2 separate regions of the Homo sapiens genome follow, and region 1 is linked to region 2. Evidence: read pairs that join two places in POLR2A ChIA-PET (ENCODE). Cell type or tissue: MCF 10A. All regions are shown on one strand. Each heading gives the region's core, and the rest is flanking DNA. Links, peaks and the distances in the headings are about the cores only.

Region 1 (16,609 bases), core at 5,442-13,441, 51 kb before region 2:
GCACATGTACCCTAGAGCTTAAAGTATAATAATTTAAAAACCTATTCAAAAAACCATAAAAAACAAAATAAATACCACTCATACCACTTAGAAAAAAATACCACTCATACCACTTAGAAGACAATTAGTGGAACCAAATAGCATGTCAGTCACCTGGAGAAAGTTTGAGATTGCTTTCTGAAACCTGCACATTGTGCACATGTACCCTAAAACTTAAAGTATAATAATAATAAAATAAAATAAAAAAGATATTTCTACTAAAAAAAAATTGCTTTCTGTGAACTCCAGCTATGACCTATCAGTGAAACCTTCTTTCTGACCATGGATGCTGTCAGCTGTCATTGCCAGATTCCATTTCAGTAGGCAGGAGTAACAATACTGCTATGATATTTCTGGTAGTTCTATTAAGAGCTGGGAAAATTACTAAAAATATCTCCCTTTCATCATGTCTTTAAAAATACAAGATCATCATACACTCTTGTCATTGTCTCCAATCCTTTCCCTCCCCCACCCAATCCCTTTTGCCTGAAGTCACTGAATATTTGTATCAGAGTGGCAAATCTGTAAACTAGATAAAGCTTTCTGGAGTACTCTCCAAATCTCTTGGCAGGGCCTTAATCTCTGTAGTCTGAGATAGGAGCAGATAAAATCTCCCTTCCATAGGTATTTGTGTTTTAATATGGATCACTGAGAAACAACTATAAAAAAAAACTCATCACAGTTCAAGCAAAGAAAAACTTGCAGAAGCATTAGTCACTTCTCTTGTTCCTGTGAATGTATTTTTTGTTTCAACTTTAACTCTGCTCTATAAAGGTAGATGATCCAATGTCAAAGACATCTACTAAATAGAAGTCTCTAGAAGTTGATTTGATTTCAAAGGCCTAGACTTCACAGTAACCATTCTGTCCATGTTGTAAGCCACAATGGAGGCAGTTGACTTACTAATGATAGGAATCTCATAGTGACCATCAGTGGTTCTACCTGTTTCGTGAAATGCTCAGTGTGGGTTCTGTGATCACAGCGTTAATAACAGTCTCACAGAGGGGCTTTTATAATGTTCATCAACTTTTCTAAAGGATTGGAACAAGTTACCTCTGGGTTAAAGTATAAGATCTTCTCTTATAGTAAAAGCTGGAGCTTTGAACTACTTTATAATTATCTAATGCAAAATGTAGATATTTTGAGTCAGACTGATTAGCCATATCATCAAATTAAATGATTGACACTGAAAACTGAAGTGGTTGGGAGTCACTTTAATTTGATTCTTTGTAATCACAGATTAATAATAGTTTTGTAAAAATGATACAGTTAAAAACCATCCCTGTTTACTTAGAAACTGATTATATACACTTACTTTCCCATGTTGTAGAACACACACTTGGGAGTAAGCAGTGCCAAACTACTTTCCAAATAAGCTTACTTTGCATAATCTGGAAAACATAAATTCCAGGCACTTTATTTATCATGTGCACAGATATACCCAGGACCTCAAATAGTGCCTAGTATGAAGCAGCACTCACAAAATATGTGCTGAGTAAATAAACGAAGAATCAATGGATGTATCATTAATGAATATGTGTTGTTGAATTAATGACATAGTTGCTATTACTCTGCATGAAAGCTTTTGTTCCCATTAAGTTAACTTGAGGGGAGTATTTCTGTAATGTAAGAATGATACCACTGGTTTTTAAATACAGAGAATGTTCATACAAATAAACAGTGGTCTGAATAAGAAGGCTGAAATTTGGTGTGGGACAGAGATATAAAAGAAATGGGCCAGGCACGAAGGCTCATGCCTGTAATCCCAGCACTTTGGGAGGCCGAGCTGGGCAAATCACGAGGTCAGGAGATCAAGACCATCCTGGTCAACATGGTGAAACCCTATCTCTACTAAAAATGCAAAAATTACCTGGGTGTGGCACGTGCGTCTGTAGTCCCAGCTACTCAGAAGGCTGAGGCAGGAGAATTGCTTGAACCCAGGAGGTGGAGGCTGCAGTGAGCCAAGATCGCACCACTGCACTCCAGCCTGGGCAACAGAGCAAGACTCCATCTCAAAAAAAAAAAAAAAAAAAAAAAAAAAAAAAAGAAAAGGAAAAATAAATGTAAGACAGGAAGCTAATCTTACAGAGGCATCCAATCTAGTTAGGAACAACTAAGTAAAAGTGCAACGCAGTATAGCATTAAGAGCAAAATGAGTAAGGCAAATTAAACCTGTAAGGAGAGTCAGGAGAAGATGGGAATAAGCATGAGTGCTTTAAAGTTGATTCATATGAGAGTTGGGCAAAGAGAACAGACTACACTGGAAGAGAGTTTAGGCCAGAAAAGTAATGAGGAGGATGGTGGTAACTGAAGCGTGAAGTTGTATACTTCTGGGTTAATACTTTCGTGGGAATGGAGAGAAAACGTGAGCAATGTACCCTCGCGCGTACACACACACACACACACACAGTCTTTCACCAGGCATTATGCTTGGCAATTCACCTACATTAACTAGCTTATGTAAGGTGATTATTTCATTTAATCTTCACAACAACTTTATAAGATGGAAATTATTATCACAATCTTTCAGATGATATAATTGAGTCTCAGAGTGGTGAAATGATTTACTTAAGATCATAATTGTTTTAAGCAGTAGAGTTGGGATTCAAACCCAAGTTAGCTTGACTCCAAAGCATAGTCTTTTATGAAAGGTTGGACATAATACAAAAAGAGCAGGGAGTGAAAGATGAATCCAAACTTTCAAATACAAAGCATTAAAAGAAAACATAGAAAGCTGCTTACAAAGCACTCCAGGGGTTTTCACCTCATCTCTAGTAGTTTCTTAGGATAATGATACTGAGCTTCTATGTAATTCCAAACCCTTTCCTGACCTTATGCTTGACTATTGGGTTGGAATTTTGAGGAATGGTTTCGCCAGATGGAGTCTCAAATTAAAAGGTCCCTTTATAGGGGAGATTTCCTGCCTGGTGGAGATTCTTTTGAAAAATTCAAAATAAGGCACCAGATATTTGGGGAAAATTCACAATTGTATACAATATCATACTTCCTTCTTTCAACAGCCCATGTTGGGTCTGCTATTGAGTGCATAAAACCTTTTGTAATGTTGCCTCCTTTCCTTTGATTCTTTGTTCCCTCTACCAGGAAAGAGCCCCTTCCTCTCTTTTGCCCATTATCTACCCTAAATACACATACTTGAGTAAAATTCATTGAACCTTTAAGATTCATCTCAAGAGGATTCCAGAACTGGCACCTCCACTCTTGCTTATTCCAAAATCCTTTGAGTCACACTTGATTGATTCTTCTCTTTCCCTCATATCTACTTGTTTAACCAATCATTCCAACTCTCCTTTAAAATTATATCTACCATCTAACCACCTCTTAACATCTTCACCCATTACAACCTGGTCCACGCCCCATCAGTTCTTACTTGGATAATTACAATAGCCTCTTAACAGGTATCCCTATTTACACCTTTACCTCTATACGGCCTATGTGTCATTCAGTAGCCAGAGTGACACTGTTAAAATACAAGTCAAATGTGATTTCTTTGCCCCACATCCTCCAATGGATTTCCACTGCGTTAGAGTATAATCCAAATATCCTTCCTTGGTCTATAAGATGGGATTGCTGCTACCTCTTTGACTTTATTCTCTATCACTCACTTCCTTACTTACTGTTTCAGTTACAATGGCCCCCTTGCAGCTCATAAAAACCGCCAGCCAGGCCCCCCTCAAGGTCTTGCATTTGCTGCTCCACTTGCCTGGAATGCTGCTCCCTCATCTGTCCACGACTCCCTTCTTCATTTATTCAGGTTAGCATAAGCCTTCCCTGACCACCTTTTCTAAGAAACTCCATGCCACCATTCTCTAGCCCTCTTATCTTGTTTTATTTTTGTATCACTAAGACACTGCCTTGTTATATAGATATGTATTTGTTTATTATCTGTCTCCTATAACCAAAATGGAAGCTACTGGTGAGTAAGTACTTTGTCTTTTTAGGTCACTGTTGTATCCCAAGTGACTATAAAAATGCCTGACACATAGCAGATGCTCAATAGCATTGAACAACTAAATGAATGAACCTAATTTGAAGAATCTGAAGGGCTACACTAAAAACAGTAATAATCAAGAGACTGAAAATAAGCCAGTGAAGATAGAGATATAAAAAATGAAAGTCACAAAAGGGACCTGACACAATTTTCAAAATTGTATAACATGGTCAAAAAGTATCAAATCTATATCAATGATTGAATAATAAACAGTTTAGTTAGAATTAAAGACATTTAGGTGAGGTTGTATTACCTGCACAAATGTTATTGCAAATCTGTGTATCTAAGATCCATGGAAAGCTCAGGGTAAGATCTGAGCCAAGATATGTCTTCAGTGACACTAGGATTTCACCAAAACCTCAGAAAAAAGTTAGTAAGTGGAGCATGCTTTGAAACCAATTAGAAAGCAATCAGACAATGACGAGATTGTCCCCTGAGGTTTTTCAGAACAAAATGAATTCTGGATAGGTAAGCTGAATGATATGTGGATGTTAGATAAATAAATATCTTTCTTTTCTACCCTAAGTAAGAGATTAGTCTTCAAGTTCTTATGTAAAGGGTAGATTATTATTTACCAAAGTGTAGCCTCCCATTCAGAGACTATGGATTCCACATCCCTTGTACTCCACACATGACTATATTCAGGTCAGTAGAAAGCTAGCAGATGTGATGCATGCACCTTCTAGTTCAATTTTATTAAAGATGGATTTTATTGTTCTGGGCTCTCTCTTTCACTTTTCCTTAGAAGAGAACATAAATGAGGAGGCAATTCAACTTCAACCATGTGGATAAGGACAACACTCAGGTGGAACGGTGTTATGGGATGAATTGTGTCCCCTCTAAATTCAGATGTTGAAGTCTTAACCCCAGTACCTCAGAATGACTGTTTCAGGAGACAAAGTCTTTAAAAATAAAATTAAGTTAAAATGAGGTTATTAGCATAGGGTCTAATCCAACCTTCTAAGAAGAGGAAATTTGGACATGGACACATACAGAGGTAAGACAATGAGAAGACACAGGGAGAAAATGGCCATCTACCTGGCAAGGTTGACTCAGCAGAAACATCCTTATCAATCCCCTGATCCTGGACTTCCAGCCTCCAGAATTGTAAGAAGTAAATTTCTGTTTAAACCATTCTGTCTGTGGTACTTTGTTATGGCATTTCTGGAAAACTAATATAAACAGTGGGATAGGAGAAAACAGTATCCCTGAATGAAGCATAGCTGCCTAACTCCATTGACTGTCTCCCTAATTCCAGACTTTTATGGGAAAGAGCCAAATTATCTTATTTTTTGAGACAGAGTCTCACTGTGTCGCCTAGGCTAGAGTGCAGTGGCACGATCTCGGCTCACTGCAACCTCTGCCTCCCAGGTTCAAGCAATTCTCCTTCATCAGCCTCCTGAGTAGCTGGGATTACAGGAGTGCACCACCACACCTAGCGAATTTTTGTATTTTTAGTAGAGACGGGGTTTCACCACATTGGCCAGACTGGTCCTGAACTCCTGACCTCAAGTGATCCACACTCCTCGGTCTCCCAACATGCTGGGATTACAGGTGTGAGCCACCATGCCTGGCTAGCCAAATTATCTTGAGTCATTGCATTTTGGTTCCCCTTTGTTATAGTCCTTCACCTATACTCAAGTATAATACTTAAAAGGAAAAAATGGAAACAACCTAAGAGTTTCACAATAGAAAAAGGATGAACCAAATAATGATACATGCACTGAACATAACCACAAACCAGAATTTCAGCATGGCAAATCAGTAAAACAAGTTTAAGTGCATAAGTCACATATATTCCTCAAACTATATAGTTGATGCATACATAAAATATCTGGAAGCAACTCTAGTACAAAATACAATGATAATGTCAGTTGCGCTAGAGGAGTAGACATTCTTTTCCATAAAGTGTGACTTCTTTATTTTTTGTAATTTAAACCAGTTTCATCAACAATATAATGTACCTTTACATTAGACTTATCACCTTTACAAAGACTTACCACTTTAAATTTTACTATCCAATTATGTTAAGACAGTAGAGAGAGGAAAGTCACTCTTAAACATTAACCTCATTTATTTTTACTTTAACAAAAATGCCTACACATCATTTCTCTTTCCTGTCTCTTTCATTTCTTTACAACACCAATTCTTTCCTGTCTGTTTCATTCCTTGTTTTAGTATAAACCAATAAGTGGAAAGGCATTGTCAGAGTTGGAATACAGGGAGGAGAGATGGCAGGCAACAGGGAATAGACACTCCAGTTCTTATTCCACCTCAATCCCTGCAGGAAGCATCATAAAATTGAAGCAAAGCTACTAAAGCTTCAAAAGGGTAGAGAAATGTCTTTGCGTTAGCTATGAGAAGTAAATGAGGCCCAAGAATTCACCCATAAGAGCATGGTTAATTGAATTAACAGCATGGAAGTCATTAATTAGACTGTTTAGCTGATCAAATCCATTTGATGAATTAAGAACGGTATAATTAAGAGTTTTTGAGTCTAGGACTACATACTGTTTTCCAATGTGTTATTTACAAGAAGCTATTTACTACTCATGGCACATAATCTCATTTCTATCTTTTGAGAATAAAGCCTTCTTTGTCAGAAATGTATGAAGTTTCTTTCTAAGCTACAATAGAAAATGGTTTAAAAAAATTGCCTGTGAAAGTAGGTATACCTAAGTGTAAAAAAGTAATAATCTATATAGCAAACATAAACTTATAAATGAATAATTATTTGCTGCATGATTATTAGTAATGAAAAATAATTCTTAGACATGCAAAATAATGTTATCACAGATGGTTTTAAATACTGTTTCTTCTTTTAATGACATAAGTTAGGAGGGAGGAAGTATGTTCAAGTAATAGAAGAGGAATGTTAAGCATTTGTCAGAAGCTGGACATATTGATGAACTGTCAAGTTCTGTAACTGGAAATCAATACAAAACAAAATAGCACTTCAATTTAGTAATAACTTTAAGGTCCTATTTATTTCCCAAAACATCCAGAGAGGCATGGCATTGCAGGAAAGGCCTAACTTCAATGTATGTTGAGGAAAAGAACATAATGGTTGGCAAGGTGCTTAGCAAACATTACCTTCCACAGTGAACAACCTACCTAGACAGTAATAGTAACAGTGAGAAACTGTAACCAAACAACTGAATAATCATGTAGAAGTGATTATGGCATTGGATATGAATTTGAACTATATGATCACTAATTTCATGAGATTTAATTAGACACAGAGAAAAATACAAGCAGTGCTCAGTTTTCACAGTAGTGTAAGACCACAAAGATGACTGTTGAAACAGTGCAAAGCAATTTTAGTAGTCAATGGGAGAAATTATATTTGTTTAGTGACCTTTAAAAATTTTTTGTCAAAACATTAAAAGTTCTCTTACTGTGGTCTATAAATGTATAGGGGATTAAAAATAGTAGTAAAATTAATATTACTGATAATAGTAAAACAAATATTACTATTTACTAGTAGTAAAATTAATAGTAAAACTACTACTAACTACTAGCAAAATTAAACTAATATTTAAAAAAACGAATGCAATTTAAAATTTTGGAAACATTGAGAACTGAAGTGTTTTATTTCTCTGTAAACATTTTGCAAAGAATAGTTTGAATGGTGCTTGCCTTCTTTTGGTCATACAACTGATGATTAGGAGCAAACATCTTTTTTTAAGTCTTTTTTTAAATTATACTTTAAGTTTTAGGGTACATGTGCTCAACGTGCAGTCTTGTTACATATGTATACATGTGCCATGTGGGTGTGCTGCACCCATTAACTCGTCATTTACAGTAGGTATATCTCGTAATGCTATCCCTCCCCCATCCCCCTCACCCCACAACAGGCCCCGGTGTGTGATGTTTCCCTTCCTGTGTCCAAGTGTTCTCATTGTTCAGTTCCCACCTATGAATGAGAACATGCAGTGTTTGGTTTTTTGTCCTTGCGATAGTTTGCTGAGAATGATGGTTTCCAGATTCATCCATGTCCCTACAAAGGACATGAAGTCATCCTTTTTTATGGCTGCATAGTATTCAATGGTGTATATGTGCCACATTTTCTTAATCCAGTCTAACATTGATGGACATTTGGGTTGGTTCCAAGTCTTTGCTATTGTGAATAGTACTGAAATAAACATACGTGTGCATGTGTCTTTATAGCAGCATGATTTATAGTCCTTTGGGTATATACCCAGCAATGGCATGGCTGGGTCAATTGGTATTTCTAGTTCTAGATCCCTGAGGAATCGCCACACTGACTTCCACAATGGTTGAACTAGTTTACAGTCCCACCGTGTAAAAGTGTTCCTATTTCTCCATATCCTCTCCAGCACCTGTTGTTTCCTGATTTTTAGAGCTTCTGCACAGCAAAAGAAACTCCCATCAGAGTGAACAGGCAATGTACAGAATGGGAGAAAATTTTTGCATCTACTTATATGATAAAGGGCTAATATCCAGAATCTACAAAGAACTCAAACAAATTTACAAGAAAAAAAAAAACAAACAACCCCATCAACAAGTGGGCGAAGGATATTAACGGACACTTCTCAAAAGAAGACATTTATGCAGCCAAAAGACACATGAATAAATGCTCATCATCACTGGCCATCAGAGAAATGCAAATCAAAACCACAATGAGATACCATCTCACACCAGTTAGAAGGAGCAAGCATCTTTTCTATGCCTTGGTGAACTGGCAGATTCCTTTCTAAGTATGAATCAGCTTCCAACATTTTATCCTTTGCCCTTTCAATGGCATGAAATATCACTGCAGATTCCTTTAATGTGAAGTTTTTTACATCCTCTGGGACATTGTCATCCTTTCTGTCACAGCCATTTTGTTTATTTATGTGGATAAATCATTCCCATCAATGTTACCTACTTTTAACGGGGTCATCCAGTTTTCTTTACTAATGAAACAAAGATTTCTGCAAGGACGATTTACTTCAACGATTGATTTTATCTACATCTGTTTTGTTTATCTTGGCTATAGTTATAGTGAAACTTTTCACCGATACTCACAAAGCAGCCACCACACTTTCCCTGTGGCAATTTGAAGCCAAATGTTACTTATGAGTTTTGTGGCATAACCCATCTTAAAATTCCTCCCTCTCAGTTGGGGGATCATCCTTCACCTCAGGTTAAGTCCTGATGAACAACTTGAAGAGCAACATGTCAAAACCTATCACTTGCCTGCTCCTGTGGGTGGCTGAGTCATGGCCTCACTGGCAAAGCCTTCTTTACCAAGTCCAGGTCCTCATTAGTACTCTTGCTCCATGAATCAGCAGGCTGGCAAGCTAGATACAACTAATCATATGGGTGTCTTTTATGAGAGGATTAGAAAAGCTCGACCTTCCAGGTGAAAGTTTCTGTGCTTTTACACGATCATTTGGTAATGCTCTGTTGGATGTCCAAGATATGCCAAACAGTAGAGCTGAATGGAGCCACTAATATAATTGCTATCATTTAACTGATATCACTGACAGCTAGTGAGGTGGCAAAACTATAGGGCAACAGGCTAGGTCTCCCAGCCCTGTTCATCTCATATCTTTGTCTCTTTTCCATCTCCTTTTAAAATTTTTATATATACTTAGATACACAGAACTACAATTTGATTTAATAATCATTAACAAGTTAGACTTCATGTGACATGAAGTGAGTATATGTGCTACTAAGCATATACACCCACCAAAAATGCTCATGTAAAAATTGCTTTCAGAATACTTTTTACTTTCAGTAAAAAACATTCTTACTTAAAAAAGAAGAAAGCATGGAAGTGACATGAGACCAAAAAAATACTCTATGAGAGAAGAGTCTTGTAAAATGTGCTGGACTGAACTGCTGGGTAAGCTTGCCTTACAGGCAGTCAAGGCTGTGAACTGCAAACATCCCTGCTTTTCTTGCCTCAAGCTGGTTATCTCATGTTGTCAGTGCCATCTGGGTGCATCACAAATGTGGTAATTTTGCAATGAATGCATAACTATAATGTTATCAAGAAACAGAATGACAGTAAAGAAAATAAATAAGCCAGGTTTTAAAATAAAATGCACTTTACTCTTTCAAGTTGAGAAATTCAAATAAGTTACTCATATCTGGCCTAAGTGATTGAACATGGAAGATTAAATAAATAAATGAGGTCATTCCCTAGTGATTTCAGCATGTACACAACACACACACAGACATATGTATATACGTACAGATAGACATGTTCATGTCAAGAGCCAGCCTTGCTAGAATAGAGTTCCAACCATGTCAGAGACCCTGTGTATTAGAGCCAATGAGGGCAGCAGTGTTTTCTTTGGTACGGTACATCTGTACTTTGCTCTTATTTACACCATTTTGTCTCTAGAACGCATTGTTGCACATATGTGTCCTTACAGTTTTCTTTTTCTTTTAGGCTCAAATGGCTTACTTGGATCTGGTCCCTGATGTATCTTAGAATCTCACATATATAGGGCCAGTACCCTAGGACACTTCTAACTATCTGCATTTTCTATTTTATTCAACAATATGCTAGAACTTGGGTAAACCATCACCTGATGACCAGGTTCTAAGTGAAAAAACAAAATCTAAATTATTTTTAAAATGGCATCACCTATTCTTTTCAGTTTCTCTGTAAGAAGGACACACCTATAACTAACAAAGTTCTTGATGTGGCACTGTATTTTTTGGCCAGAATAATCACTCTTATACAAAAAATATTTCTAACATAAAAATGTCACCACTTAACTTTACTATATTCATGCCTTCATAGACATCTAAGACTCCTAGGCACACTGAAAATCTGAATGCAGGTAAATATATGACAAAGATAACGGAAGTAAAATCAGATTAGAGGGTCAGGCATCTAGAAGTACTGGGGCCCAGTTTCCCCTATTGTAAAGAGAAGACTGGGTTAGAATTTTTTTTTTACTACTACATATTTGTTGCCTTGTATCTTTCATCGACCACAAAAACTTTAGCTTAGTTCCTTTTCTTTATTCTCTCTAAAACACAAGTGAAAAACACTGACTTCAACTATCTAGATAACTACCTAGATCTGAAATGTAGTTAGGGTTGGCAGACACACCCTAAGGTGCCTTCTGGCTCTAAGAGTGAATGGCTGAGCATAGAGCATATTTGACTAAGCGTAGAGTAAGATGTCAACTCCCAAAATTCAAAACTATGCCCAGGTCTATAAAAGGCCAGCTGTATTCTATCAATAAAAACTGTACTATAAGAAATTTGATCCCTAAACCAAATATTAATGATACAATTAGAAGAGAGGGAGAAAAGGAAGAAAGGAAGGATGAAAGGGAGGGAAAGAGAGAGGAAGGGAGAAAGTAAATATTTAAGTCTGATTAAAATCTTTTCCCTCAGAAGAAAGAGGTGATGATTAATAAGTTAATAATTCCTCCATAAATGAAACTTCTCTATTTTTAAAATACGTAAGGTGGAATTTTTTTATCTTCTTCACCTATCAAAAGATATTGGTTTATTACCTTCGAAGTCCACATCTCCAACTAATTTTGTCTTTCCTGTCACTGGATCGTGGACATAGTTGATACCCACATCAATTACAGCAGCACCTTCTTTAACCATATCAGACGTAATCAACTTTGGAATACCTGAAAACAAAAAGAGTTGTTTGTCCTTCAGCATAACAAAGGTGTACATATCTGTTTTGGTAGGCTTTAAAAATACACACACACACACACACACACACACGTATGTGTAATACATTGTTCCTTAAAAAACAGGCCATTGATGATTTCTGATCCGAGAGAATAACAAAGATGATTAAGGCAGCACATCAGGACTTCTGAGGATGAAATCCTGCAGGAGCTAGCCTCTCACTTCAGAGATGGCTCACCTGACATCACAGGGATACCTGCTTGAGCAGCATCCTTTTGTATGTCACATACTATGAATGGCATGGGGAGACTGCGGACATGAGACAGGCTCCTGCTGAGGTGTGGTGGAGTGGAGCACAGTGAAAGCAACTTGGAAATCGGAAGGAGGGAAAGAAAAAAGGGAGGAAGGGAGGGAGGAAGGGAGAGAGATAGAAAGGAAGGGAGGGGGAAAGAAAGAATGAAGATAATAATAATTCATATTCCCCAGGGTTGTCATAAACAGTAAAGTGCCATACTCATAATGGCATCTCATCAACTCCAAATGTGCAGTGCTAAGTGCTACCTTGAGCTTTCTTTTTATTTTTTCTTGGTTTCTTTGAATCACGATGTCCGTATATGATTCTGAAAGGTGTCATGTATAGTAAGCTCTCCTCACTATTGGTCTTATGCAACATTATACAGAGATCTTATGCAACCATCTATTTCCTGCAATTATTTTCAAATTTTGTTTCAAATACAACAGTACCAGCTAACAATGGTTAATGTTCCAGTTTTTTAAAAAAAAAAAACATTGAACAATCCAATCACAAATTTAATAGATTAAAGCAACAATTTATTATTATGTCTTATGGTTCTGTGGGTTGACTGAGTTCATCTGGATGCATCTGGCTTAGGATCTTTCATGTAATTGGAGTCAGATAGTGTCTGAAGCTAGAGTCATCTAAAGACATGACCAGGCTAAAAGGACTCACTCACATGGTTGCAGTGGATGCTTGTGATTGGCTGGGAGCATAGCTAAGGCTGTCAACTGGAACACATATGCATGAACTCTTCATGGGGCTTGGTTTCTCACAGCTTGGCAGCTGGCTTCCAAGAGTGAGTGTTCCAGGAGACAAGAAGTATTAGTTACCAGCCTCTTAATGCTTGGACTGGGAAACCAGCATAATGTCACTTCTGTCATATACTATTGGTCAAGAAGTAACACAGTCCACTCAGATCACGAGGAGGAACAGAGACTCCACTTCTCAATGGGAGGAGAATCAAAGACTCTGTGATCATCTTTATTATTCTATCACAATGCTTCTAGTGGACATGGTGTCGGTAGGTGATGTTCTCACATTCGTATTCTAGATCTCTTGCAGGAAAAGCCTATCCACTGCATTGTTAGAGACATTCTAGCACCTGTACTATCCATTTAAGCATTACGGGTGGCTTAAATGTCACCTTGTAACATGATTTTTACTGCTAGCAAGAGTTTAAAGGCTATAAACAAATGGTCAGTGTCAACATAGATATAGCTGTAGGATAGCTTCCTTAGTCTCATAATGATGTAACAGAAGAGTCACCAATGTTTGAGATATATTTTTCCCTTGCTTTCCTATCCTGTGATATAGAACTTATCTTTTTTATTGGTTCTGACATAGGTACTATGCATTGCTCCAGATAGTCATAAAATCCTGTTTCTTCTTGGCATCCAATAGAAAAAGAAGACATACATTGAGTATAGCTGCAGAAAAAAGTTCAAGATAAAAATATTCATAAAATAGTTATTACAGTCCAGCTACTATGCTAATGGCAAAGATCCCAATCTCCCTCTGATTATTATAACATCTCAGAGAATATTAAATGGCAATGAACAAATGGCAAAATTTTCAAAATAGAGGAAAGTGTGAGCTTGATTTTAATTCCCAGGAAAATTACAAAATGGAAAAAAACTTTAAATATTTGTCTGTTTTGGATAATGACGCTTTATATATCCACTGTAGAAAATTTGGAAAATATATAAAAATTTAACATGAAAATAAAAATCACTGTTATCTTACTATCCAAAGAAAATAAGTATTAGTATTTTTAGTGTATTTCTTTCTCGGATTTCAAAATATTTATATATTAAATATAAAATATGAAACCTGTATTTCCTTAATGTTGTGTCTCACTATGTATCTTACCACTCTGTCATTAAATTAAAATGTGAGCATTTTCCCATTTCATTTGAAAATTAGGAGCCATATGAACTAATTAATTGTATGGATTACCATAAAAATGTATTCATTCCTGCAGTGTTTCTAATATTTTGCTATTATAAATAATACAGTGATGGTCATTTGTGTTCAGAAAACGATAGGTAATTTCTTAATTACAGCATCAAATTTTAGAAAACTTTTCACTGAACTGTTATGAATGGAAAAATGTAGGTTAGATGAAAGCATCTATTGGTAGAGTCATAGGTAGCTAAATAACATATTAGAAAACTGTCGACCAATGCATTTGTAAGGTCTATTGAGGTCTTCTGTGAAAAGCATTTGTCAATACCATGTTCAAATTTTTAATGAATAATTTGGAAGGACACATTGGCATTGTGATGGTTTTATCTTTGTTCTCCTCCAGATGCATTTTCACCTTTTTTCTGCTTTACTCTAGGCCAGCGGTGGGACTGATCCTTACAAAGGTCTTGTGTGCTTCTTATCTCTCTTGGAACCACGTCATGGCCATGAAAACAAGCTCAAGCTAGCCTACTGAAGGATACAAGAACCATAGAGGAAAGCTGAGTCACTTTAGCTGAGGCCATAATAGACTGATCAGCCCCCTGCCAACAACCAGTGATGGCAGATGCTTGATCGGGCCCCAGAAAGTTCATCAGAAATGAGTGAGTCAAGGTCACAATAACTGATCAGCTGAACCATGGACTCAGGAAAAATTTTTTTTAAAGGTAGTTGTTTGTTTTGTTTTTTAACATACCAGTAGCTACATAGCCCATATTGCAAATGACATCAAATTGGACAGAATGGTTACTGGGTTGTAATTTTGGAATGACGGATTCTAAGTATCAAGAAGAATCTGAATGGGAACAAATGTATAATTCTCATGAAGTGCTGTACTTGATTAAAAACTCAATACAAAACTAAGATGGTCTCCAGATACAAGGATGTAATATTTTCCAATATATTTTTAGCAAACTCTCTGGAATAGTTGGTTGTACTTCGGAGGCTGGTCTAGGGAAGAATGGTTAGAATCAGTCTAGAAATCATGTCAAATTCTTATCACTTGCTATCAAACTAGCTGGTTCAATTCCTTATTAGTGATCTGCAATAAGATAAAATCTTGTGCTACAACATAAAGCAACTATCTCAATAAACACAGTTTAATTCAGCTAACTTTATTTTTTTTTGTAGCAAGAATTTTTCAGTGAAATAAGTGGTGTGTTGATTTATAGTTTGGTGCAAGCTCCCTATCTTCTTGCAGACCTATAACATATGTGCAGAGGGTAAGAAATAGTCACAGACCATCACCAGTGCACTGACCACACAGTGAAACCCTCTGCACTAGAGGAATGGTTAAATGAACCTAGGCTACCTATCTCAGAAACAAACAAACAAACAAACAAACAAACAAATGCATACACCTAAAAACAAAACGAGAAAACCCCAATAACTATAGTAGTTTCTTCAATATGTTAAACTGCAAATCAGGAAGATTTTACTCTATATGGTTTTGGAGAGAAGAAAGGAAAAAACACAAAGGGAGGGAGTATCTTTTAGCTCAGTATAAAGAATATTCTAAGGATAATATAATATACCACAAAGAGAAACTGTATATTGTCCTTATTCCTTATTAGCAATATTCAAAATAAAGAAGGGATTGAACTGGGAAGGTTAGTTGTAGGAGGACAAATCCCCAGATGACCTTGGCTGCCCCAGCTCTTTCCCCTGCCACTTAACAGTGACTTTCTCTTTATCCCATTGTAGTTCTAGAATGGGGCATCCTAGTAACTACAATGGGGCATCTTGAGATAAAGAGAAAGTGTTGGGTACAACCTAGGCTATGTCCTCCTCCCTCTTAGAACGGGATGTTCCTCAGTGCTTCAGCTCAGCAATTCAAGTGGTATCTAGGGTGTATTGAGTTCCCTCAGCTGTGTCACAATGGGGCAAGCACAGATAAGACTCCATTCGCCCTCAGCAGTTTCCTGAGCCTTGGGAAGCTGGCTCACCAAGGATTCTAGGCTTCTGTTTATTCTTGCTGCATATCTGTGAAAAAAAAAAAAAAATCTGCTTTGGCTGATTTGTGTGAGTGTTCTGTCTCACCATTCTTATGCAAGCAATAGAGGTACTGGGACCCATTTTGCTCCTCCATGCTGTCCTCATGGTGTTTGGACTGCAGAAGCATCTAGGTCTTCTCTAAGCTTCTGCCAGACTTACAAACTTCTGTATTAGTTATGCCTTTCAATTCTATGATTTAAACATTCTCCTTTGTCCTTTCAAATTAAAAAAAAAATCCTCTTTCTTTCCCCAAGTAATTCATTTCTGAAGTTGTGTTGACCTTTGACTCTATCATTCATTCTACTTAAGAAGATAATTATATAAATTATATTTAATGGTTGGAATTATGACAAACATACAAAATCTCTATTTTAGTTACGCTAAATACACTAAGTAGTCTACTTACACTGCTGTCTTGCAGAGGCAAATGATCGGAAGCATATAGTTGCTCAATCAGTGTATTTTTATAGATATTGGAAAGAAAGTTCTTAGACTTGATGTGTTTAATTCCCCAAGTATACAAATGCAATATAAATTCTTGTCATTGGATAAAACAGAATCAAAATCGATTTAAATATTAGATAAATAAAAGACATATACCATTAGGATGCACAGTCCGGATATTTTTCTTTTTGTTAGAGTTGAAAATGAATGATTTCAAGTGAATTATTCCTATGAGCTTT
Region 2 (16,609 bases), core at 5,086-13,085:
TGGATCTGCACCTATTTATTACAAAACATGCTTCAGTTAAAATATGGATTTATCTTTGGCAGACCATAATATTATAGAACAAGTTATTAATGTCATCTGGATAATTCGACGGGCTTGAGGAAAGAGCTCAGCAATAAGGAATGTTCAAGACAGAATAGAAGAAATCATTTGATAATGGTAAAAGTAAGGAACTCAATTGAGAGCAGGTAGAGGGGTTTCTTTTCTATCTCTTTCCCTCATATTCTTGCCCCACTCCTTCCTCTTGGCGCTAATTAAGAACTAGATGACTTCTTTATACTACATATATGGAAATGAATTTGAAAGCCGAAATTATCCTCTATTTTAGTATCCCTAGGGCTTCCAGTCTCCCCTGTCTTTTTAAAAAAGCTTTATTGAGGAATAATTCACATACTACATGATTTATCCATTTAATTCACATTACTTTGTCCCAGGAAAAGCCAAATAATTAAAGGTGTTTGGTAGTTTGTAGGAGACAAGCAATTTCAGTTTAATACATTGTTTCCATGCTCCTCTATATTAAAAAGTAACAGCTGCAGAAAACAACATGACAGCAGGCAGAATCTTGCCAGTGATTGGAAATGGGTCATCTAAATATTCTTTATTTTGCTTTATAATATGAAATCAATACATTTTAGAAAATTCATTTAGAGAATTCAGAAAATGATAAAAAGGAATATATATTTATCTACCAGAGATAACGTCTCAAGTTGTATTTTTTAATTCTATCTTTGTTTTCTGTTTGTGAGTGTGTATGCATGACTGTGTGTGGTCATATCTCTTTCTGTAATGAATATAATCGAATACAAATGTTTTTTAAAATATAATTTCATTGCATCTATAGAATTCCTATAGATATACACCATCATCCATCACCCATTAAATGTTCCAACACTGTTGAATGTTTAGAGTGTTTCCACTTTTTGCGATCATAAATAAATTTATAACAGATACCTTTGTATGTTATCTCTGTAAGCCTCAATATGATTCTTTAGGATAAATTTCTAAAGGTAGTATTTTGGGAACCGAGATAATGTTAGTTAACAAGCTTGTCTCCCAAAAAAGTTTTAAAAAATATTTATTTGTATTTGTAGAAATTTACTTATGTTTACTATCTAATTCTGTAGCTAGGCTGCAGTAAAACTAACGCCATTTCCCGAGTTCTTTCCAAACTGCTCAAAACCCTTTGCAGAGCTTCCACTATAACGTCATAAAATTTATCATTAAGTAGAGGAGGGGGAACCCCTTCAAATGTTTTTTTATTCAAGAGAAGTAAATTTGGGGGTGGTATCTTAGTGACCTACAAGAATGTATGTTACTCTTAGTACACATGGAGGGATTCTCACTCCTTTTGATATGGTGCACCACATTATTTTTAAGTATATCCTGACCAACTACCCTGGGAAGGATGTATATGGTAATGTGGATTTGGGAGTGTATGTGTCTGTGTATTTTACAGAGACAAGGAATCTTTCTGACTTTTGTTAAAATAAATATTAAGCAGGAATTATGAAACACATAATAGAAACTCAACAAAAACATTACTGCAATGCACTTGCCCCTTTTTACAATGTAATATCTGATTCTTATATTGATTATTATCTTCATCTGAAAGGCACATATTAATAAAATTCTAAGTGAATTGCCTGCAATCTGCACACTCAGAGAAAAACTATGAGTTATTTGAATTTGTTCCAACCACAATCATAAAGCCCACACTTCTGCACAGTACTCGTTAATTCTCACATTTTGTAACAAAGGTAAGTCATTTTTAAAATGAGCAATTATGAATTAAACAAAAATAAATGTGGGGGAAATGTGCTTCAGTAAAAGACAGATCCAGAAGCCTTTTTTTTTTTTAAAATTATACTTTAACTTCTAGGGTACATGTGCACAATATGCAGGTTTGTTACATAGGTATACATGGGCCATTTTGGTTTGCTGCACCCATTAACTTGTCATTTATATTAGGTATATATCTCCTAATGCTATCTCTCCCTCTGCCCCCCCAAACTACGACAGGCCTGGGGGTGTGATGTTCCCCACCCTGTGTCCAAGTGTTCTCATTGTTCAGTTCCCACCTATGAGTGAGAACATGCAGTGTTTGGTTTTCTGTCCTTGTGACAGTTTGCTCAGAATGACGGTTTCCAGCTGCATCCATGTCCTTGCAAAGGACATGAACTCATCCTTTTCTGTGGCTGCATAGTATTCCATGGTGTATATGTGCCACATTTTCTTAATCCAGTCTATCACTGATGGACATTGGGGTTGGTTCCAAGTTTTTGCTATTGTGAATAGTGCCACAATGAACATACATGTGCATGTGTCTTTATAGTAGCATGATTTATAAGCCTTTGGGTGTATACCCAGTAATGGGATCGCTGGGTCAAATGGTATTTCTAGTTCTAGATCCTTGAGGAACCACCATACTGTCTTCCACAATGGTTGAACTAGTTTACACTCCCAACAATGTAAACGTGTTCCTATTTCTCCACATCCTCTCCAGCATCTGTTGTTTCCTGACTTTTTAACGATCGCCATTCTAACTGGCGTGAGATGGTATCTCATTGTGGTTTTGATTTGCACTTCTCTGATGACCAATAACGATGAGCATTTTTTCTTGTGTTTGTTGGCTGCATAAATGTCTTCTTTTGAGAACTGTCTGTTCATATCCTTTGCCCACTTTTTGATGGGGTTGTTTTTTTCTTGTAACTTTGTTTAAGTTTCTTGTAGATTCTGGATATTAGCCCTTTGTCAGATGGGTAGATTGCAAAAATTTTCTCCCATTCTGTAGGTTGCCTGTTCATTCTGATGACAGTGTCTTTCGCTGTGCAGAAGCTCTTTAATTAGATCCCATTTGTCTCTTTTGGCTTTTGTTGCCATTGCTTTTGATGTTTTAGTCATGAAGTCCTTGCCCATGCCTATGTCCTGAATGGTATTGCCTAGGTTTTCTTCTAGGGTTTTTATGGTTTCAGTCTAACATTTATGTCTTTAACTACATAAATGAGTAAAAAGAAAGGACTTTCATAGAAAGTTGCCTTAGAACGCACCACAGATATATACCAATACACATTCCTTCCTTCTCAGAACTGCTCTATTTCAGAACCAAAGCCACACCTAAAGCAGGTAACCAGGTGCTCCGTCAGAGTCTCCATAGTACATTTCAAACACCACCTCTGTATGGATTATTACATAAGCACTGACATGTAACATTTTGATCACTACATTTTTTAAATATCAATTTTCCTAGGTATTAATTAGATATGCTGATGCTATTAAAATGACACAATTAATAATGACTATAGATCTAATAAAATTGTTTCACTTTCTGATAGTCAACACATTGTCTGCAACAGACATTCAGTAACACCATGCTCTGAATACACCATTGGAATGACGACTTCACCTACAGAAAGGCTTATATTCCTACCCACAGTAGAAAGTAAAGCAATGGTATTTTCTAGTTTTTTCATTGAAGACAGTAATTTCTCAGTTAATTCTTTGCCTCTCCCCTACCTTTTTTTGAACTCTGCAGGTGCAAGCTCTGAGTCAGTGGTGCTGATGCAATGCCATATTAAGCTTTCATGAAGTGGAACAGTCCCAAACAAGGTATGAAAGAGAATCTAAGGCTGAATGAGTCCTGAAAGGATCATCTTCCCCTATGAAGAGCTTCCTTACCTTCTAGGAAAAAAGCTTAAACCAAGATCAAGATAAGCACTTGACTTCTTCTTTTTTTTCAGACAGAGTCTGTCTCTGTCACCCAGGCAGGAGTGCAGTGATGCGATCTCAGCTCACTGCCACAGCCTCTAAAGTAGCTGAGATTACAGGTGTGCACCACCACGCCCAGCTAATTTTTGTATTTTTAGTGAAGACTGGGTTTTACCATGTTGGTCAGGCTGGTGTTGAACTCCTGACCTCAAATGATCTGCCCACCTTGGCCTCCCAAAGTGTTGGGATTATAGGCTTGAGCCACCGTGCCTAACCGGTTAAGCACTTGACTTCTAAAGAAAGGAATTCATTCATTGAACAGGGAGTTTTCTAGTCCTAAAAGCAAGGTTCTTCACCAGGTACAAGAAACACAAATATAAATAAGACATGGTCCTGGCTGCTGGAGGTCACAGAACAGTGGATTTCACTCCAGTGCTGTCCCACTATAATTCTTACTATTCCCTACTCATCACATATGTCATGTAGATCCTTTCTTTGTATTTCCTTTCTCCTTCTCCTCTTTATTATTTTGTTATACTTCACAATATGATTGAGAGAGGACTTTTATCCTTTATACGAAAGCACCCTTGTCATCCCATGTTACCACAACATATTTAAATTTTACAAAATGTAAAGGCATATTTTATGCCTGATATGGGTGTTATTAAACCACTTTTTTACAACTATAAAGTACAACTTCATATAATCCCATAAAAGTAAGGTTTATTTAAAAAAAAACCTAAAAAGAGATAAATCCACTGAAAGTATAGTGGGGAAAAATGCCTTATACCTCCTCCTCAGTGTAACTTCAGATAGCATTTATTGGAGTCTCTTGATGAAGTGAGTGATAATATTCATGGGACATATCCAAAAAGGCACATAAAAGTTAAAATATGATTTTTAATCATCTACTGACACACTAGGAAAAATATATGTGCGTTACGCACCACTCTCTATTAGATATGTGAAGCCTATCCTGTTTTTCATGCAGAGATAATCATTTACTGGCATGACTGAGCTAGAGACAGAAAGCTTTCAATCCATACTAGCAATGTAGACCCTGGCGTGTCATAAGTTGCCTTGACCTGAGCCCCAGGGAAGTTGAATGGATACCACAAGTGTGAAGGAATAAAGGACAAGGTGAGACCATAGAGAATACACTGGATGGCTAGAAAAAACTAGCGAGCACATCCATTGCATGTAGAACTTTCGTTTTCAGGTCCTAGTTTTTAAAGAATAACAGTGAATAAGTCAATAGATGTTTCAAGCAAAATTTAGGCAATCTAGTTTAGAAATCAAAAAATCAAGCCATAAGGAATTGAGAAAACAATTTATTTGTGTTTTAGAAAGCATTAACATAATCAAATAATGGACATGGGAAATCCAGAGTTACTAAAACCAGGCTGTTGGTCACAGAAAAAAGTGCTGTGAAGATATAATAGGCTGTGAGCAATAAAACTGTAAAAATCAGATCAAGCTGGTAACCTGGACAAGTCAGATAATAGAAATTAACTGAGCATTAGATGGTCACAATAAATCCAGTATGCAAAGACTACAAATGCAAGCAAAAACAAAAAATTCTGCCTGCTGGGAACATTTATTAAAGAAGTTTACATTACATTAAAGAAGTTTAAATTTAATCTTTTACATGTAAAAAATTAAACATTTATGAAGTAAAGTCCATCATTTTATTTTTAGGACACAATTTTGTCTCCACTATATGGCACATTTTGGTTTATCAAATACATTCTCTCATGTTACTCAAACAATGCTTTCAAGCCGATAAAGGTCGGGGTAACAAAAGAACAACAGGTATGAAACAACAAAGCTTCATAAAAATACCAGTTTTTTTCTTATACGATCAATTGAAGTAGATGCTGGAATAAGAATAGGCTATCTTTCATTGGCACTAGGTATACAGAAGCAAGAAGGCAATGTTATAGAAGTAACCATATCAACCAACACACTTCAAAGATGTCTGAAATAGAAATTCAGTCCATGCACTATAAACAGACTTATTCTAGATGGTTTTATCCATGAATTCGTGTCCAATATCCCTGATATTAATGACTTCCAAAATTATCACTCCAGAACAGAGCTCTCTCCCAAACCCCACACCCACATATCTCAACCCTCTCCTGGACTTTTCCACCTGAATATAACACCTAGTGTCATCAACTCAACACATTCACATTGAATTAATTATCTCCTCCCACTCACTCATCTTTACTTCTCTCAAACTTTGCTTCCTTTCTATATACCTTCCTTGTTAATGGCAACACCATATACTTAGTCTCTAAAGCCAGTAAGCCTTTCTAGTCTACTTCCTGTTTTTCCTTCTCACTTTCATCTACTCCTGTATTAGTGTAGAACTACATCAATGCTACTTCCAGTTTTATCCCTGCACAGGGGCTATCCAAGTGATCTTTCTAAAATTCAAATATGATGTTATTTCAGTGCTTCTAATTATTTAAAGGTTGCCTATGACCTACAGGATAAAATTAAAATTTCTTAATTTATTATGATATCTGGTTTTTCCTAAATGTTATGCTTCATCTTTCACAACTCACAGACAGGCACCTGTCATTTTGAAAGAGTAAATATTTTCTTTGCTATATGCATAGCATTTTATAGCTCTAAGCTGCCAGAAGTCTCATTGCCTTTTATTCTGCCTAGTGAATTTCTGTTCATTCTGTGGGATGAAACCCGACTCATTCATGTACTTTTCAGAGTCAGAGGAAAAGAGCTATTACTTCCTCTCCAATGATGCTCTCTCTCTCTGTTTTTATTTTTCAATCTATCTGTGTCTCTTACACACGTAAACACACACACACACACACACACACTGTCTCCTTTTCTAAACAGATAGACATGTACATATACATACATACATGTATCTAATATTGCACTAGCAAGCTGTATTACACTAATTTGTTTGCACATCTTTCTCCTCCACTAGTGTCTGGACTTCTCAAGAGCTGAACCAAGTTTATATATATATATTTTTCTAATGCCTGCTATATGGCTTAATATGTACCAGTGGCAAAATTAGTGTTTGCTGGATGGATGAATGAATGAGTCTCCAAGAAAATATGTATAAACTTAAACATTACAGAACTGTTCATAATAGCAATATATTGGAAATAGCATACATATTCATCAACAGAAAATGGATACTCAGCAATTGAGTATTATAGAAATAGTGCTACATCTATTAGCATGGGCAAACTTGAAAGTCATAGCATTAGTCAAAACAAAGCAAGTTATAGAAATATAAAACAGGTAGATTGAAAATATACATAATATTCACATCTGTCAAATTTAGGTATTGATAACATAAGTGTTAACGTTTTAATTAACATTATTCTTATACACTTTTGGGTATATTTAAGTATTTCCTAACATAAACCTTTTAAAGACCTGGACATAAAAATATAACAAAGTGATAATATCAAAGGCTACAGACATAACTTGAAAGGAAGAACCTCACTTCTTCCCAAGCCCATGATATACATGCATGGACCCAAATAGAATTAAGTTTAAATGATGTATCATTTGACCATCTAAAGTATATTTCCAAGGAAGTCTGTGATTCTCCACAGTGAAGAAAGATCTTTGATATAAATTGTTCTTTACTGAAGCTTTTTTGGATATTGCTATCAATGCTTGTTTTACTCATGAAAAATCAGAAATAGTACATATATATGTGTTGAGAGAAGAGCCTCAAAAGAAAAAAAATCAACCTCAGCTAACCATGTACTAATACCATAGATTGAAAAAACCTAGAGATGAAAAGATTCCCCCTTTTCAAAAGTCCCTGTAATTAGAACAAGTTGAGGAGAAAAACACAAGGGTCTCAGTCAAATGAAGAAAAAAAAATAAAACTTTGTGATGGTTCTGAGGTGATCGATCTTGGAAAAATGTTTTTGCTTATTTGAGGCTAACGAGCAAGGAAACATATAAAAGTTTGTACATGTTTTTGTACAGTCTATATTACCAAAGTATTAGAAAGTTAAAGTCTTTTCATAATAGATAATAAATTTTCATATATTTTCATTTAAAACATGTTGTAATTTTAGTGATTGGCTCACCACACAATAGGAGCTCACCACACAATAGGAGAATGAAGGGAAGGGAAACTACCTTCACTTAGTAGCCATTATGTGCTAAGGATGTAATTCTCATGACAGTTTATAAACACTAGTATTACTACCTCCATTTTGCGATAGCTGAAAATAAAGCCCAGAGAGTTAGATGTGATTTTTAAAGTTAAAATTGAATTTAAAACCAAACCCTCTTTACTTTAAAGACCACGTTTCTTTTGATACTACACCCCACTTCATATTTGAGTCCCCTTCCCCACACACTAGGCTTCTATCTTCTCTTGTGGAAAGATAAGGATCTAAAGCTTCATAGTATACTGATTGGTAATGGTAACAGGCCTGGAGAATGGGTTACAAACGAGACACAGCTATCTCCTCTCTCTGTTAAAACTTTACATAAATGCACAGGTAAGGTATGAAATATGCTTTAATATTAAACACACGTGTAAGCCTTTATTATACACCAAGCTTAAATGTTCATTTGTTTTTAGAATATAAGTAATAATTACTAAGAAAATAAACTTAAGACCAATACGATAAATATTATGGGTTACGATGCAAATAATCTAAGATGTTTACAGCTGTTTGCTGCATTATTCATAACAGTAAAACTCAGGGAACTATCTAAATGTCCAATAGTCAAGAACTGAATAAATAAAATTTAGTATATCCATAGCACTCAATACTATAGAGTCATTAGAAGTCTGTTTTGGAAGAAAGCATTTTATGAAGAAGCACGTACATGGTGTAGAGCTGCTAAATACAAATAGTATATACAAGGCAAAAGAATTGTTTAAATATTTAGATCTATGTATAAATATAAAACAGTACAAGGTCAAACATCAAATTGTTTACCTTATTTCACTTTGGTTGGGATTAAGGTTCTTTCCCTCCCTCTCTATTGTCCAAGTTTTCTAAGTTTTTGCAGTAAGGATGTATTACTGACACCAAGAAAAATATCAGTAGTCAGGCTGCCCTCTCAGGTATTGACAAAGCTCACTGCAGGCCAGGGAAGCTTTGCTTACTTAGTAACTTAGGCTTTGGGCATGGGTTGTGAGGGCCAGAATAGCCTGAGGTGGGAAGATGAGGTAGAAACAGAGAGAGAGGGAGACTGGGACGGTGGATAAAGGCCTGAGAGAAAAAAATCCCTTTCATCTAAGTGCCTCGGCCTTCCCTATCTCCCCTCTCAAAGTCAGGTTGTTCCAAAGGAGGGAGAGGCAATAAGGAATTCATCCAGGGAACAACATAATACACATCTATGAACAAGTGCTGATGTCATCCTGAGAAGGCATACATCTTAAGTATAAAAATAAAGTTTCCATAAAGTTGGTCCCTCATGTGTAAGTCACTTCTTAATTTATTTATGCTTATAAGAACTACTCTACTCTGATACTGTATTAGTATCAAAAGCAACCAAGAAGTATATTCTTTTAGTTATGCTAAGTTGTAGCTTAATAATCAACTGATTTATCATTTCTAAATTGTTTAAATATTCACATGCAATGCCTAACATAGAATACATTAACACATAACACTTATTGAATATTTGCAATATACTGGGCACTGTGCTATGCTCTTTACATGGATTGGCTAGCTTGATTACACTATGCAAAAGGTTTTTTTTTGAGAAGTGTTAAATATTCTTTATTTGGTATTACACATAAACCACACTAAAATGCCTTTCAATAAGTAAAAGGCATCATTTTAGATATGGGAAATTCTACTTAGATCAGCATAGTTAAGATCAAAAATATAAAGTAGACATCGCTATGAAAGGTTACTTTTATTATTATCATTTAAATCACATCAATGAACAGATTGAGATTCAGAAATGAGACCAAGCTCACAATCAGCAAGTCTCAGAGCTGGAATTTAAATCCTGGAATTCTTACTTTAGAAAGGCCTGTGCATTTTCACTACTCTGTACCATGAAAATAATGACAACTTTTAGGAAGGAGGGAAGGAACCCTTAAGTGGAGTAGCAGAGGCTAGCAAAAGAGGACAAGCTGGACAATAACAAATAAGAAATGAGATATGGAAAGGACTATAGTATGAGTGAAGCCATGAAATGTGCTGGCATCACTCAGGAAGCACTCAGGGCCGTAAGTGAGCAAGTTGTACTCCCGGGTTGCATGAGCTGTGGGGATGGTGGAGCTATTTCCTTGCCCCACCCCTTGGAACTTCTCCATGTCCTGGTTTCCTGAAAATTACGAACCCTGTTTCAAGGAGGAGGAAATACACCCGGGGGAAAACCCTATTGAGCCCTAGGATAATGTTTGATGGGAGTGTTTCTAAGACTTGATAATATGATTGGAGAAGTGGTGAAAGGAAATTCGTTGGTCACTTTGTACTTTATGACAAGTAAGTATGAATATTCTGAGTTACTAAATTGCCCATTTATCCTGTTTTATATCATGGTATCTGTCATTAAAAGTGTTGCAATAGACACTCTAAAGTTACAACTGTGAAGGTTCATTCGTCATGCTGGAAGGGATGGCTTAGTGGCCAAAAATGCCAGCTTTCACCACCGTGACACTGCATCCAGAGCTTGACATGCAAGTGGCATTGACTCAGCAGCTCATTTCCTGAATATAGTTTCAGAGTTTACTCAGATGGGTGGAGGGTAATGTGGACAATGTCTAAAAAAACTTGCCTATCCTGCTGAATAATGAAGATTCCTAGAATTTTACAGACTTAGGATAGCCTACAGTTTCCTTAAAGCAGATACGAGAAAGCCCAATGATCTCCAACATGATCTTAGAATTGATACTGGCTAGCTTTCCCTTCTTTATCAGTAGCTTGTGCAAAGCTGATTTAGCCTTTCCCTAAACTGCTCCTCCCCTTTCAACCATCCAGTACTCTTACTGTTCTTTAGATGTAATAGTCTCCTTACTCTTTCTTCACCTTTCCCATAATTTCTTTTTTTCTTTTTTCTTTTTTTTTTTTTTCTGAGACAGAGTCTTGCTCTGTTGCCCAGGCTGGAGTGCAGTGGTGTGATCTCGGCTCACTGCAACCTCCGCCTCCCGGGTTCAAGTGATTCTCCTGCCTCAGCCTCTTGAGTAGCTGGGATTACAGGCACCCACCACCACACCTGGCTAATTTTTGTATTTTTAGTAGAGACAGGGTTTCACCATGTTGGACAGGCTGGTCTCAAACTCCTGACCACAGGTGATCCACCCACCTGAGCCTCCCAAAGTGCTAGGATTACAGATGTAAGCCACTGCACCCGGCCACCTTTCCCATCATTTCTTAATCTTAACATTTACACCTAAATCACTCCATTCATACACTTAATGACATGAACTACTCTTTCATGAATAAATATTTCACTTTTTATTGCTTTAGCAACTACTTTATGATGACAAACTGGAATAATTTGGTAGTTCCCAAAAATAATGCTACAGTGTGTAAATCCAACAACTAGAATAATTCCATCTTAAAAAATTAGATTATATCGGCTAAATATGTATCAATTTGAAAAAGTTCTTATTGTAGTTATAATCTCAAAATCAACACAGCTCACATTTACTGGGCAACCACTATGTGTTAGATATTGTTCTAAGCACTTACCTAGCAAGCTTAAAAAAAAATACCACGCCTTTACCTGCTGTAGTCTAATGAAGATAACAACTATAAACAGGTACTATGTGCTATAACCATGGTACATTAAAGTACTCTAGAAACTTGTTAACTCTCTCTGTGAACTCAGAGATTTGGCTTTGAGTAGGGACTTGAAGCTACTTACTTCTAATTGCATAGTGTGACAGGGTCTGATTCTGCAGATCTAAGCTTCTAACTGAGTCTAAATCTCAATTTTGGGGGCAATTTTAAAAAGGTGAGTGATATATAAGCCAGTAGGAGTAGTACTATGAGAAACTGGAGGGATGACATTAATATTAAATAAGCTAATATTCATGTCTCAGGATCTTCACACAGGATTTCCTCTTTTACTTTCTTCAAGCTTGTGTCAAGATTTCATTACCACATTCTTCACTCTCATCTCTCAGACATTATCATTCTTTCTGATATATATCACGCAATCCTCCTCCTTCTACCCTGAGTTCTCCTAGATGAGGTTGTTTCCATATATGCTGACATTCTCATTATGACAGTGATCTAGCCCTCCCCGTTCTGGCTACCTCTGCCATTAGATCACTATTTCCTTTAAATACCCACTGCTATTTGTATTTGTTTAGTTCCCACACACAATGCATGATATGGTCATTCTGGCAATACTTTATTCCTATTGTCTGGTTATATGGGATTTATTTTTTATATTCACTCACATTCTTTCTATAATTTATAAATGCCTACATGTTTTATCCCTAACTTCTCCAGGTGATTATTAATTAACTGGAAATGTAGCAATCTTTAGTTGTTTCTTATAAATTCTCAATTTTCTTCCCCTAAATTTCCCATTGGCTAAATATTTATTTCTTCAAGAAGACTGCAGAACTACATACAAATCTGTCTTCTACATTCAACATACTTTTGTATTTAGTAAGAGGCATTAAAGGTGAAATAAAAAAGCAAGGAACAGGACTTCTTCCCACTGTCTTTGTTTAAAATGTCTTCTAACTAGTATTAGCATGGTGTATGGCCAACTTGGCTACATCTGAAGTAGCTGCTCACCTGACTGGCGCCCTCTGGTGGTAAGAAAATACCCTCAGCGGGATGCTTGTGGGACAGCCTCAACACCCACCACACCTAAAGCTTGAGTACCTCCTGGCTCCTGTCTTGTTTATTTTATATAGGCTTGAGTCTTCCTTGTCCTTCTGTTCCTTTATTTTCCTTTTCTTTTTCTTTTCCTGTCTTCTTTTTAAATATCTGTACTCAAGGCTGATTTAGGCCTTTACAAAGAAAGCTAGAGAGGATAAACTCAAGGAGGACAACAGTGTTGGCATTATGGCATAAGCTTTGACTTAGTTACAAGAGAATATCAGTGTTTCTTGCAAGTGGATTGTGATCACCCATGTGCCATTTGTCATAATAATAAAACAAACCACGAGTAGGAAGGCATGATGAGAGATTTTCCTCCACTAGAATAAAATACTCATTCAATATAATATTTGATAAATGTTATCTAAGGACAATAGTCAAATATTCTGTACAAGCTGTTAACATTAGTCAAATAATACCTTTTAAGGATAATGTAAACTTCATTCTTCCTAAGGTTAGAAACGGACAAAGATGAGCATTCAAATTCCTCTTTATTCAACAAATTCTGTGTCTTGTGTGTGAACAGAAGTGTCTCTAAAAAGAAGTCAGTATAATACTTATCTGCCATGAAGGTATCAGTGGCTGAAGCAGTATTTCACTTAATGCTGATCTGTGGTCTGAAAAAGTTTACTAACTCTCTAAACATGCCTGACTTCTGTCAATGCAGTTCAAAAATTTGCATTTGATATCACCCAAATGTAATTTTTTGGAAAAACAGGCAATGTGGTATGGTTATCTGTACCAGCTTACTGATTTTTTTTCTGGGAAAAAGAACATTTCTATTTTTACTCTATGAGGAGCCAACTACTGTTCCTGCAGTCATGTATATGTTCTAGGTTCCAGAAAAGGGCCTATAGAAGAATCAGATATTTTATTAAATTTGATTGAAACTATGTGTTCAAATACAAAACAAATTAGAGCAAAATCTAGACCCATTAAATGAAATTGCAATACCTCTCCTCTCTGTTTCTACTTTTACACCTCTAAAGTCAGTTTTTGACACAACTGCAGACATGAGGTCTGATATGTTTTTAAAGGTGTGATCAGTCCTTTAAAACCTAAGTCAGACCATGTTGATCTGCTGTCAGCCATTCTTGGCTTATATCAAAATCCTAACCATGGCCGACAACGTCCTTCATGAGTTAACCCTGGCTACCTTCCCAACAACATTTCTTACTAGTATCCTCATAATTTATTAATATTTTATTAAAATCAGAGTAATATAATAAGCCGTCAAAGACCTGTGTTCTGGAATACATCAAGCATGCTCCTGCCTAAGGACTTTGGTATCTGCTGTTTCCTCTGCTCGGGATGCTCTTCCCCCAGGAATGGTTCTTGATTTGTGCCTTTACTTCATACAGATCTGCTTCTGTCGGTATCTCCATGGGAAACAGAATCCACCCCATATAGTAATGAAATAATTTTTACAGCGATATATTCAGGCTAAGATAAAAACAAAAGCTGTTGCAGCTCTTAGAGATTAGAAACTGGAGGAAGCTTGTACCATTCCTAGGTCTGTAGGGGTGAGGAAATGGTGTTACTGCAGCCCAGTGAGAGCCTTAGCTGTCGGGGAAAGGATGCTGAGCAAAAGCTATCGATGCAGGAGGAAGAGAAAGACAGTAGAAGTGGAAAAGAGTAGAGAAGAAACACCATGACTTGACATTTCTCTTCTTCTCCTTCAGATATCCTACTAGTGCCAAACCTTGCTGGGAGCCAGTGTCAGAGGAACACAGGTGAGGCCATCTTCATTAGTCAGCCTCTCAGGGCCAGACCAGGGCAGGGAAGGGCAGACACTGGGGCTGGTGGACAAATGGAGAATGGCCAGGACAAGAACTCTACTCAAAAGGTCACCTCCCAAGAAAGATCTTCACCAATCAATCAATCTAAAACAGTATCCCCAAAACACTATTCCTTCATCCAGTTTCATTATAGCACTTATCATTATCTGGCATTATATTTTACTGTTTATTTGCTCTCTCTCCCACTAAGATGTAAGTTCTACGAGGGCTGGCATTTCATCATTTGTATCCATTGCTGTATTCCTAAAATTTAAAACAGATACTGCTGCATAGGAAGGGTCCAATATTTATTGAATAAATAATATTCAATTGAATGAATTTAGTATTCAATTGAATGAATTTAGTACTATCTTTGCTATTCAAAAGTACACGTTTAATTAAAATCAGAGTAAATGATAAACTCTCAAATATCTGTAAGTGAATTATCCATACACAAGCCCCATATTCCAGCCTTTTCTATGTTCTAAAATATCTTTCTTGTTAACTTACCCTGTAGGAAAACACAAACAAATTTAAAGAAATTTAATCTTATGAAATATAATAAGTATACATATACATATATTCCATAAAGCTTTCTTTTGTATATTAAAATAGAGAATTAAAGAGTCTCATCATTGAAGGAAGTATTAAAACACAATGAACCCAACCTAGTACTCAGTAGACAGACATTCTCTGCAATGGTCCTTTAAATGGTAGGGAGTAAAGAAAGAATGTGATTCCTTCCCCAAAGAACATATGCTCAAAATAATTACAACTGTTTACATGCATTTTTAGCTATGTTGTTTAATTTATTGAAATATTTTGATAATGTTGAAAGGGGATTTTTTTTTTGTCAACCAAAATGGGGCAAAATCCAATAAACGTTGACAAATAATGCTCTATGAAATGCCACTTATGTTTTTATCTATTTTGCTAATCACTGTAGTGATAAGGAACTTACTATCTCAAGAACTGGTGACTTTGAGGCAGCTTTTATTATTATAAAAGTTTGGGCTTGGGTTTTTTCTTTATGTTAAAAAAAAAGTTGTTGTATCTCTTTAGGTCATACTTTCTTCCAGACCAAACATCCTCAGTTCATCAGACCAAATTTCATATGTCATCTTTTTTGGAAAGATTCTTATCCTAGATACTCTCCTTTGGACATGGTCTCATCCATCAACTTTTCCCCTAAAGTCTAGACTTCAGAACATAATTCTTCAGCCTGGCTGTGTTTAGGGCAGCATAGTGACTATCTTTTCCCCTCACCTGAACATTCTATGTTCCTTGATACAACTTGAAAATACAAGTTTTATTGTTCTCCATAGCTACAATGTATTATTTACCTGCACCAACCTTTTTCCGTAAATGCTGTTAAACCATGTTCGTCAAAGCAATTAGCAAAGTGCACATTGTTCTTGTGCTTAATCTGTCATCCCAAAAGCTGTTTGGGTTTTCCATAATGAAGTAACAAATGCTAACATAGGCACAATGGACTGATATAATGATTGCCAAGAGACAGAATCCAATCAACAGAAGTTAGTCATACATAAAGCTAACTCTCTCAAAAAGCTTTCAAACATGTCAGCATTTAGGGCAGGAATTATTCTGCTGATGACATTCCAAAAAATAACAGTCACTAAGGACTTACCTGCAGCAACTATGATAATATCTGCCAGCTGCGTATGAATCTTCAGTTGCTCTTTGGGGGTGTATCTGTGAGCTATTGTCACAGTTGCATCACCTGGAATACAGAAGAATTTCTATCAGTGATTACTGAACTTTTAAAAATTTTATAAATGCTCTAAATCCAGAAGAGTTTCACTTATTTCCTAAGAATAGAAAGGCTACTTTGACATGACTAAATCACTTTGAGCACAAAAGCTATACAAGAAAACCAAGAGGAACCAAAATATTGTACCCTTCAATTAAATGAAAGGAAAATCAATGAGACCAAATTAGGGTAAGTGCCGATCATCACAGGAGAGCTATAAGTAGAGTCCCTGAAATACAGAATTTGAAAATTCTGTGTTGACTGCTTAATACATTAGTATACAGGATACTCATTGTCTTCATAATGACAAGCAAACAAATAATAAAAGCAATAAGGTAAGTGAACAAAAAATGGGACAATATATTGTGGGAGCATAACTGAGAGATTAATTCTGTCTTGAGAAGGTGTCTAGGAGGGATTCCTAAAGGAGGAAATACATTTTTTTAGGTCTTAATGCATGAGCAGAAGTGTTCTAATCAGGTAAGGAAGAAAAAGGCATTCCAAGCTAAAAG

Evidence for each region. Peaks named below come from ENCODE experiments on the same cell type or tissue, not always from the same donor. Only the 100,000 strongest peaks of a DNase experiment are listed, where the experiment ranks them.
Region 1: POLR2A ChIA-PET joins it to region 2 with 10 read pairs; 2 of 35 experiments call an interaction of 5 or more read pairs at or near these places.

Annotation. Positions count from the first base shown.
Region 1 is chr4:74,276,480-74,293,088 of GRCh38, reverse strand. MTHFD2L (methylenetetrahydrofolate dehydrogenase (NADP+ dependent) 2 like) reads right to left here. Exons shown (of 8, transcript NM_001144978.3): 7 at 11,539-11,664. It overlaps LOC105377276 (a long non-coding RNA gene), which reads left to right. Exons shown (of 3, transcript NR_188415.1): 3 at 14,311-14,795. Among named protein-coding and RNA genes, the nearest start is that of EPGN, 24 kb to the left of the region's middle. In MCF 10A, for the core only: no CTCF peak of the experiment used is centred there; a DNase peak (open chromatin) is centred at 9,298.
Region 2 is chr4:74,224,760-74,241,368 of GRCh38, reverse strand. It overlaps MTHFD2L (methylenetetrahydrofolate dehydrogenase (NADP+ dependent) 2 like), which reads right to left. Exons shown (of 8, transcript NM_001144978.3): 6 at 15,975-16,067. Among named protein-coding and RNA genes, the nearest start is that of MTHFD2L, 75 kb to the right of the region's middle. RefSeq lists a silencer at 12,502-12,571. In MCF 10A, for the core only: a CTCF peak has its summit at 12,499 (motif pointing left); DNase peaks (open chromatin) are centred at 10,018, 10,348 and 12,478.